Linked DNA regions of Homo sapiens: region 1 is linked to region 2. Evidence: read pairs that join two places in POLR2A ChIA-PET (ENCODE). Cell type or tissue: HepG2. All regions are shown on one strand. Links, peaks and the distances in the headings refer to the core of each region. The heading gives the core; the rest is flanking DNA.

Region 1 (5,382 bases), core at 81-5,080, 240 kb before region 2:
TTTTTTTTTTGAGGCGCAGTTTCACTCTTGCTGCCCAGGCTGGAGTGCAATGGCACGATCTCACTCACCACAACCTCCGCCTCCTGGGTTCAAGTAATTCTCCTGCCTCAGCCTCCCTAGTAGCTGGAATTGCAGGCATGCACCACCATGACCGGCTAATTTTTTGTTTTTAGTAGAGACGGGGTTTCTCCATGTTGGTCAGGCTGGTCTCAAACTCCCAACATCAGGTGATCTGCCCACCTCAGCCTCCCAAAGTGCTGGGATTACAGGTGTGAGCTACCGTGCCCAGCCACATATATGTATGTTTTATATATAATTTATGTTAATATTTTATATACATATTTACATTGCATATATACATTTGTTTATATCTATACATTATACTTTATATGTTTATTATTTGCATATTTTTACTTGTATTTTTCTGTATGTTTTTATGTGTATAGAAATATATAGTTTTTTTTTTTTTAAATGAATCCAGGCTTAATAAGTCATATCACATGAGAAGGAATCAAGTTTCCTGGGAACCACAGGGTTTGGACTACGGGAGGTCAGTGCTGGAGGGAGAAAAGTTTCCAAGAGAACCAAAGGCAAAAGTTGAGGCCACTAGGAAATGCTCCTTCTCTTTCTCTCTCTCCGTCTCACCTGCCTGTGCCTGTCTGCCCACCCCTAGCCTGACATCTTCATAGGTCCCGAGTCATTTTACATCTCTTCCTCTACTGTTACTTATCTTTTACTTCTTCATGTAATCAACCTTCATTTCACCAGTTATCGACTTCATTATCACTGGTTTTTTAGATTATCAGTTGAAAAAGTTTTATGTAAAATGATTTGTAAATCATATTTTCCGTTGTCATTTCAGAGATATGGTCCAACAGGGGAAAAAAATTGACATATGTAGTAAAAATCACAGACAAAACCTACATCTTTAAGAGAATATTCTCTCTTCGACTGAGTATGATTTATGTGTATGTGATTATCCCACTGGACATCTTCAAGAAAAGTTAGCCAAATAGGCAATCAATTAGAAAGGGCACTCCATGTTAAAAGTATATTTATTATTTATAAACCATCTTTCTTGATCGATTGCCTTCCATTTATTGGTTTTTCTCAATGATGCAATGTAAACTGATGACTTAAGCATTCATACTCATAACCATGTGTCCAGATATTCAATGGAAACTGCCTGTAAGCCAGCTAGGCTTCAGCTACTGGGAACAGATCCTCTCTACCCTCCCCTCCTCCATGGTATGGGTCATTGGTCCTGCCTTGCCCTACATAACTCCACTCCTTAATGACTCCCCAGGTTATGAAGCAGCCTTTTTCAGGACTGACGCTGTCCCGCTTCTCAGCCCTAGGAGAAGCTCCTAGAACTATATCTGCTCTTGCCCTCTTCCAGCACCAAGCTTCTGCCCAGCACAGGCTTGTCCACATTTTCCTTGACCCCTGGCAGCAGCTATCTGATCTGTGTGTTTATTTGTCAAATGCTCAGAGCAAAGGATAAAAATATTACTCTTTCTTTAAAATCACATGCTACCATTATGCTAATAGCTGCTTATGATCTTTTTGGTTCTAGCTTTTCTAGGCAGAGATATCCAGTGGGTTTTGAGGGAAAAGGGGTTCTTTTTTTTCAAGCCCAATATTGTAAGCACTTTGGCGATCCTATCACATCTTTGAGGCACATTTCTGCCTTGGATTAGCAGGTATGGAAGAACACCACTTTCCAACAATCTGTCACCGAAATCGAGTCTTCCTAAAACTCAGGTGGAAGCAACTGATAAGGCTCACAGCATCCAAAATTCAAGCCTAAAGGTATTTGAATCCGTTCCAGACCAAGAAACAGCCAAAGCCTGGGAAACAAAACTAGCAGCACAACCACATGAAAAGTTTTACTAAGTGATACTTATCTTTATGTGCAATGTGCTTTGATATTATCCAGTCTGTTCTATTTTATTTGTAAAAACCGGTTGCACTCATTAAATTGATTTCACTATTGGGCTGCATCCCATAGTTTTGAAAGCACTGCTTTTACCCATCCTAGCTGAAGAATTAAAGCTAGTTAATGTCCTCAATAACAGGTTGAGAGTCAAGTAGGAAAAACACTGGAGACCTGGGGCCAAATCCCTGCTCTTCTACTGCCTTGCTAAGCAAGGGAGGATGCATCGCTGTGCCTCACTTTCCGACTTAAATTGAAGTTGCCTGCTCTAACTCACAGGTCTATTAGAAGGATCTAATGAGATGAAAGACAGGTCTATCAGAGAGATCTAATGAGGTGAAAGATGGAGAGCACTTTGAAAATTTTCAAGCATCATTCAACTGTAAAGGGGTGGGGTCAGTCATCGAGAAGAAAGAAGGGCAGAATAATCTGTATTTACACGCTGCTTCTCTACAACTCAGCTGGGTTGCTTCTAGATGAGGCAGAGCCAAGGTGGGAGCTGAAAACAGCTGGGGTCATCACTCTGACTAGTCCTAGTGATTGAAACCAACAAGAGGAAGAAAACAAAGGGATACTGACAAAGAGAAGGAATGTGTAGCACATCCTGAAATAAGCATCATCTTATTGGCCAGCAATTTACCACTGAGCCACCAGCAACGAGGAACCAATGGCTCAATGTCCTACACTCTAAGATATACCACAGACTCACTCAATACTATTACATATAAAAATATATATCATAGGCCCATGCAGTGGCTCACGCCTGTAATCCCAGCACTTTGGGAGGCTGAGGTGGGTGGATCATGAGGTCAGGAGATTGAGACCATCCTGGCTAACACGGTGAAACCCCATCTCTACTAAAAATACAAAATAATTAGCCGGGCATGGTGGTGGGCAACTGTAGTCCCAGCTACTTGGGAGGCTGAGGCAGGAGAATGGCGTGAACCCGGGAGGTGGAGCTTGCAGTGAGCTGAGATAGTGCCACTGCACTCCAGCCTGGGTGACAGAGCGAGACTCTGTGTCCAAAAAAAAAAAAAAAAAAAAAAAAAAAAAGCAAAGGTAAGGCTTGTTATGTAAATTTAAGACAATGATAAGAGTGTCTGGTGTACAGACACCCTTACAAATGGAGATTTCCTTTATAGATCTAAATTTCTCTTATAAAAGGGTTTCAGGATAGCCAGCTAAATGTCAGAAAGGTATATTAATATCTTGGAGATCTATTTAGTTCAATACGCTGTCTTTTTTTTTTTTTTTTTTTTTTTTTGAGACAGAGTCTTGCTCTGTCACCAGGCTGGAGTGCAGTGTCACAATCTCGGCTCACTACAACCTCCACCTCCAGGGATCAAGCAATTCCCTTGCCTCAGCCTCCCAAGTAGCTGAGACTACAGGCACGTACCACCACGCCCAGCTAATTTTTTGCCTTTTAGTAAAAAGGGGGTTTCACCATGTTGGCCAGGATGGTCTCAATCTCCTGGCCTCGTGATCTGCCTGCCTTGGCCTCCCAAAGTGTTGGGATTACAGGATGAGCCACCACACCCAGCCAATAGGCTGTCTTTTCAACTTAACCATTATTTCTTAACTCAATTTACTGAGCTCAGAGTAGAACTCATTAAGAATAAGGCAAAGAAAATATTCTCTGTGCCTGGTTTCAGCATGTACAGATCTGAAAAAGAAGCAAGCCTACTTTCTCTGAGGGCCTACCTTTCATAAACCCTTTATCCTGGAGACCTTTCTTTTCACACTTGAAAAGAAAGGGGTGGGATAGTAACTAAGCCAAAAGGTTAACAGATTCAATTTTTCTCATCTATTAGGCACTTAAGCTTTTTATTTGCCTTGTCTTTTTAAGGGTCTGACATGGTGGCTCACACCTGTAATTTCAGCACTTTGGGAGGCTGAGGCAGGAAAATCACTTGAGTCCAGGAGTTCAAGACCAGCCTGGGTAACAAAGCGACATCCCCATCTCTACAAAAAAATAACCTTTTAAATAAATTTTTTAAAAGGTTATTTTAAAAGAGGGAGTAAAAACATTGAAATCTTTATAGAAGTTTCTGCACAACCATAGGCATCCCTGGATGAGACTAATTCAGGAGCCCTCATTTTTAAATGCACTTCTCAAAGTGCAGTATTGTTCATTTGGAACATTTCACTGTAATTCTATTTACCTTTAGTAAGATTTTGCCATTTCTGTAAGTATTTGTTGCTTCCAAGGCCTAATACTTCTATATGTATGGGTAGGCATAGCCAGAAAGTAGAATACTCAATTCTTCAGAAAGTAAGGATCCCATTTTTACCTTGAATCTTGGCTTTGGCTCTCAGATTCCCTTGATTAACTTAGCCTGTACTTTTTTCCCTAACTAAGTGCACAAGAAAAAGAAACAAAGGGAATAGAACACAAAAATCCCGCGAATCTCCAAAAGCCAAAGTTCACACCCCCTGTAGTATTACCATTTACTGCCAATTTCTGGCTGGCTCAGTCAGACATCTGAGGTCTCTAACTGGATCCAAGCCAGTTAATTATTTCATTGAATTTGATCCTGGACCTAGTCCAGCTTGTTATGACATCCAAATCCTGCTCAGACTTAAAATTTTGCTCAAATTTAGATAGCTCTAAACATAAATCTGTGGAGCTTCAGACTCCAAGAGAGAACTTACCCATGAGCCCCAGGTGCTGCAAGAGAGCAATGGACACAATGAGTCCAGCTGGTGTCACACTTGGTCACTCAGTGCTTCTGGGGGTTACGAGAAGCTCTACTTTGGATCCCACTTCTGCCACCACCTGTTAAAAGAAAACCCATTTTCAGCTTTTCTGCTCTGGTTTCTCCCCATCTTTGTGGTTTTATCTACCTTTGGTCTGTGATGATGGGGTTTTGGTGTGGATGTCGTTTCTGTTTGTTAGTTTTCCTTCTAACAGTCAGGACCCTCAGTTGCAGGTCTGTTGGAGTTTGCTGGAGGTCCACTCCAGACCTCGTTTGCCTGGGTATCACCAGCAGAGGCTGCAGAACAGCAAATATTGCAGAATGGCAAATGTTGCTGTCTGATCGTTCCTCTGGAAGCTTCGTCTCAGAGGGGCACCTGGCCGTATGAGGTGTCAGTTGGCCCCTATTGGGAGGTGCCTCCCAGTTAGGCTACTCAGGGGTCAGGGACCCACTTGAGGAGGCGGTCTGTCCGTTCTTAGATCTCAAACTCCTTGCTGGGAGAACCACTACTCTCTTCAAAGCTGTCAGACAGGGATGTTTAAGTCTGCAGGAGTTTCTGCTGCCTTTTGTTCAGCTATGCCCTGCCCCTAGAGGTGGAGTCTACAGAGGCAGGCACCAATAACAGACAAACAGAGAGCCAAATCATGAGTGAATTCCCATTCACAATTGCTTCAAAGAGAATAAAATACCTAGGAATCCAACTTACAAGGGATGTGAAGGACCTCTTCAAGGAGAACTGCAAACCACTGC
Region 2 (5,382 bases), core at 53-5,052:
CCTTGCAGAGTGGGATCTGTCTTCTTTTTCATATTGCTTCCCTACCCTAGGGCTGTTCATAGGAACTGCCTTGGGCTGAGATAGTTCCCCTCATGTTCCTGTGTTTGGGCACTGGGCTAGCCTTCGTTTCTGCTATTCTCTGGCCAGCTGGTGAGTATTGTGGATTTACAGAGAGCTCTTCTCCTGAGTCACCAGTTGAGATTCCTGAAAGATTAATTAGGGGAGGTCTTGTAGCTGCTGACACTCAAGTTGCAAGGCACTTTAGGAGCCTTCTGTGATCCAAGCTGAGCAAGTGTAACATAACCTAATGTGTGGTCACATGCATTTCAGAATTCAGACTCACTCAGAGAGTGAAAGGTTTGAAATATTGGCACAAAGAAATGCTTTTCTGAAACCCTGCAGATTTTATTCACACATTTTAGAGTTTTTAAAAAGGGACCATTTTGTAAAATTGGTTTAAAAAAATTAATTCCAAACTTTAGGAAAGTTGCAAGAATAAAAGTGCAGTACAAAGGACACCTTATATACTTTACCCAGATTACCATTTTTCCTCCATTTGCTTTATTATTATGGGTGCTGTTTATTTAAGAGAGAGGGTCTTGCTCTGTCACCTAGGCTAGAGTGCAGTGGTGCAACCTTGGCTCTCTGCAGCCTCAATCTCCTGAGCTCAAGTGATCCTCCTACCTCAGCCTCCCAAGTAGCTGGGACGACAGGCGTGCACCACCATGCCTGATTTTGTATTTTTGTAGACATAGAGGTCTCACTACGTTGCCCTGGCTGTTCTCAAACTCCTGGCCTCAAGTTATCCTCTCACCTTGCTCTCCAAAAGTGTTGGGATTAGCATACGTGAGCCACTGCACCCAGCCTGTGTATATTTATATATATACAAACATAATGTTTTTTATGAACTATTTGAGACTAAAATTCATAAAATTTTACCTTTTATCCCTTTACCTTAAATATGTAAGGTGTATTTCTTAAAAATAAGGATTTTCTCTTTTATAAGCACAGTACAGTACAGATTCAACTTAGATTTAAAACATTGCTGACGTACTTTTTTTTTTTTTTTTTTGAGACGCAGTCTGGCTTTGTCGCCAGGCTGGGGTACAGTGGCGCAATCTCGGCTCACTGCAGCCTCCGCCTCCGGGGTTCAAGCAATTCTCCTGCCTTAGCCTCCCGAGTAGCTGGGACTACAGGCGTGCGCCACCACGTCCAGCTAATTTTTTCTATTTTTAATAGAGACGGGGTTTCACCATGTTGGCCAGGATGGTCTCAGTCTCTTGACCTCGTTATCAGCCTGTCTTGGCCTCCCAGAGTGCTGGGATTGCAGGCTTGAGCCACCGCACCTGGCTGCTGATGTACTTTTGTCTGATTCATATTTCAGTTTTGTCAATTAACCCAATAAAGTCTTTCATAATATTTTTCCATCTCTACTACAGGATCTAGTTTAGGGTCAGTTACATACAATTAGTTGCACATCTTTTTTTTTTTTTTTAATTGTACTTTAAGTTCTAGGGTGTATGTGCACAATGTGCAGGTTTGTTACATATGTATACATGTGTCATGTTGGTGTGCTGCACCCGTTAACTCGTCATTTACATTAGGTATATCTCCTAATGCTGACCCTTCCCCCTCCCCCCCACCCCATGACAGGCCACAGTGTGTGATGTTCCCCACCCTGTGTCCAAGTGTTCTCATTGTTCAATTCCCACCTATGAGTGAGAACGTGCGGTGTTTGGTTTTCTGTCCTTGCGATAGTTTGCTCAGAATGATGGTTTCTAGCTTCATCCATGTCCTTACAAAGGACATGTCTGATTTCTTTAATTGGGAGCACTTTCACAGCCTTCTTTTGCTTTTAGGACATTGATGTTTTTGAAGAATGCAGTCTTGCAAGGGACTGTGTTCTTTGCAGAATTACGAAGAGACCAATTACCCCGTCACGATTTGTATTAGGTTTTTATTTTTTGGGATGGACTCTCGCTCTGTCGCCCAGGCTGGAGTACGATGGCGCAATCTCAGCTCACTGTGACTCAAGTGATTCTCCTGCCTCATCCTCCTGAGTAGCTGGGATTACAGGCATGCGCCACTGTGCCCAGCTGATTTTTGTATTTTTAATAGACATGGGGTTTCACCATGTTGCCCAGGCTGGTCTTGAACTCCTGACCTCAGGTGATCCACCCGCCTCAGCCTCCCTAAGTGCTGGGCTTATAAGATGAGCCACCGCGCCCGGCCCCTTTTTTTTTTTTTTTTTAAGTTAAAGAGACAGGGTCTTCCTCTATTGGTGCACATGTGTGGCCATAGCTCACTGCAACCTTGAACTCCTGAGCTCAAGTGATCCTCTTGCTTCAGTCTCCCCAGTAGCTGGGACTGTAGGCACGTACAACCACATCCAGCTGTATTCATACTTTTAAAGCTTAGAAGAAGTTATACAGCACAATGGACCTGCACAATATTTAAAATATTTTTAAATTAGTTAGCATCATTTAATTGAGAGTGCATAACAATCTGTGTTTTTAGCTTCTTTTGAGAAAATTTGGTAATGCTGGCTTATGTAACAGTGATGGACCAGGAGTTCTCCATTTTGCCTTGTTTGCAGTTCTCATCTGGCCCCTGTGAGTATTTGAGATTGTAATCTCTGACTTAGAGTCATACAAACAAACAAAACATTGAACTTTTTTTAACCAACTCAGATGCTGTTTTGATTAAACTCTTTTTTTCATGCATTACCTCTTAATGTTATCCAAATTGCGCAGTGTTGTATAAGATTTTTGTTGACTTCTGGTCCTGGTGGTTTTGTTTTGTTTTTGTTTTTGAGACGGCGTTTTATTCTTACCAGGTGGGAGTGCAGTGCAGTAGCACATTCACAGCTCACTGCAGCTTTGACCTCCTGGGCTCAAGTGATTCTCCCACCTTAGCCTCCTGAGTAGTTGGGACTGCAGGCGCACACCACCACACCAAGCTAATTTCTTAATTTTTTGTAAAGGCTGGGTCTCACTCTGATGCCCAGGCTGGCCTTGAACTCCTTGGTTCAAGCCATCCTCCCACCATGGCCTCCCAAAGTGTTGGGATTACAGGCATGAGCCACTGTGCCCGGCCCTTTTCCAGTGTTTTGAATTGGAGATTGTCACATACCTGTAACACAGTGGAAGGGAATCCCTATTAGCCTCAGATTTCTGTTGATCATTGGAATTTTTTTTTCAAAAGCATGCTTTCTTGGGGAAATCTACTGAAGACTGAGGAAACAAAAGTAGCTACTTCCCTCTTCCAGATGTCTTCTAAGTGGAGGAAAAAGGAGTTTTCTTTTTTACAGACAGTTAATAGCAAGCCTTACCAACTCTTGGTCAAAGTTCTGGCTCATTATATTTAAAAGTAGCTTTTGTTCATTTCCTACTTTACAGTTGATTAGATTTGATTTGTCTGTCTTAGGATTTGTGTCTAGCCAACCACCTTTTCCCAATAAAGGAAGAAAACTATACACATTTAAATTGCATTTTGACTTTTTCCATGTCTATTTACATTGCCTTGGGGCCTCTTGGCTAAATCTTGGTATTTTTCTCCCTAGTTCTCAAAATTTCGGGAAAAATTTAGTTGAATTATGTGTTTTTACAGTATCTAGGGGGGACTCTGTTAATGGCCTCTAAAGCTGGATATTGTAAGTTTCCTTTGATAGACATTTTTTGCTCACGATCTCATATCTTAAACTATTCTTTATTGTAGACTGACTTACAATGTATGGCTTAGTGGTGGAGTCTTGATAAGATTTGCATTTTATAAGAGGCCAGTAATGTAGGAGAGGACAGCAGTTTCACATGTGGGAGAGCCTTATACATCTGTAGGGTTGGGAAGTAATTTCTTTGTAACAGCTCAGTCACTTTTTTCACTTCACCCATTCTTCACAGTGACTTAGTATTGCTGGTCCTTACTATCTTTTTTCTCGTTCTTGAAAATGAAAAGAAAACGTGAAAGAATCCAACCAATTTCAAATATACATACACACACACTTAGGCCTTTTAAACCTTGAGTTTTTCAAATACTCCCAGGACGTGTAAGCCTGGCTTTAATGTTTCCTGATTCTTTGGTCCTCAGTGAGTTATGATTGAAAGTAGCAGGGCTGAGGGTTGGTGATATGGCCAAGCAACTCATTTCCTCACTGCACTTCAGTTTCCTTCTCTGGGAGGAGAACTTTGGACTAGTTGATTTGCTAAGTTTTTTTTTTCTTTCTTTCTTTCTTTTTTTTTTTTTTGAGAACAGAGTCTCGCTTTGTCACCTAGGCTGGAGTGCAGTGGCCCGATCTCGGCCCACTGTAAGCTCCACCTCCCGGGTTCACGCCATTCTCCTGCCTCAGCCTCCAGAGTAGCTGGGACTACGGGCGCCCGCCACCACGCCTGGCTAATTGTTTTGTATTTTTAGTAGATACGGGGTTTCACCACGTTAGCCAGGATGGTCTCAATCTACTGACCTCGTGATCCGCCCGCCTCGGCCTCCCAAAGTGCTGGGATTACAGGCGTGAGCCACCGCGCCCGACCTTTTTTGCATTCTTATATTGGGAGATTCTAAGTCCTCCTGGTTGTTCATAAGTCTGTAAATCTGTAATCTAACTGGAAAACTCTAGCCTCAACACATCCATTCTCTGTGTTTGCTGTCTGCTATACTTATAGAAGTGGACCTCATTGGTGGCCCTGGTTTAGGTTCTCAATTCCTGGGGGAGATATGGTAATTAGAATTTATTGGTGAATCTTTCTTATCTGAAGGACTAGCTGTTCATATTCCTTCAAGCATGCTTCTACTTCTCTCCAGTTTGACTGTGTAAGCCCCCTCTGAGGGGTAAACTGTTGTGGACTTGGTCTGAGGGAGACTGCAGACTCATGCTGGTCTCCCACTTACTGTAAACATCTTCCTTTCTTCCTTCCTGGTGATCACCTTATATTCCTTGGATTCTTAGCAAACATTTATTGTACTATGCTCCGGGGAAGCAGAATTAGACCAGTGTCCAGAGTGTATATACGAAGGTCTTTGTTTTAAAGAGACTGAAGGATATTAGGCAATACTAACAGGCCTTTCTGTCTTACCAGAAGCACCCCTACCCGTCTGACTGATAGACTAATTGCGCATTCTTTCATTGATTTTTTTTTTTTTAACCTAACAAAGAAACATCTCCATTTGCCTGACTTTGGCTAAACTCTGGTACAAAGACGAACAAAAAGTCTTGGTGTACAAGGACCCATCTACTGGGGAAATGCATATGGAAACACGCAGTGCTAGTAGAAGTTGAATAATATTCATAAAATTGCTCCACTGACCGTCCGTGGAAGGCCTGAATTGTTGTTTTTTCCCCCTAAGGTCTCCACCAATTCAGGTTTAGGGTGACCGTTGTAGCTTTTA

The links. Peaks named below come from ENCODE experiments on the same cell type or tissue, not always from the same donor. Only the 100,000 strongest peaks of a DNase experiment are listed, where the experiment ranks them.
Region 1: POLR2A ChIA-PET joins it to region 2 with 8 read pairs; 2 of 35 experiments call an interaction of 5 or more read pairs at or near these places.

The regions. Positions count from the first base shown.
Region 1 is chr15:92,694,452-92,699,833 of GRCh38, forward strand. No RefSeq gene overlaps it. Among named protein-coding and RNA genes, the nearest start is that of FAM174B, 41 kb to the left of the region's middle. In HepG2, for the core only: no CTCF peak of the experiment used is centred there; no DNase peak of the experiment used is centred there.
Region 2 is chr15:92,930,810-92,936,191 of GRCh38, forward strand. The region is part of intron 5 of CHD2 (chromodomain helicase DNA binding protein 2); the gene reads left to right. Among named protein-coding and RNA genes, the nearest start is that of MIR3175, 29 kb to the left of the region's middle. In HepG2, for the core only: no CTCF peak of the experiment used is centred there; a DNase peak (open chromatin) is centred at 2,302.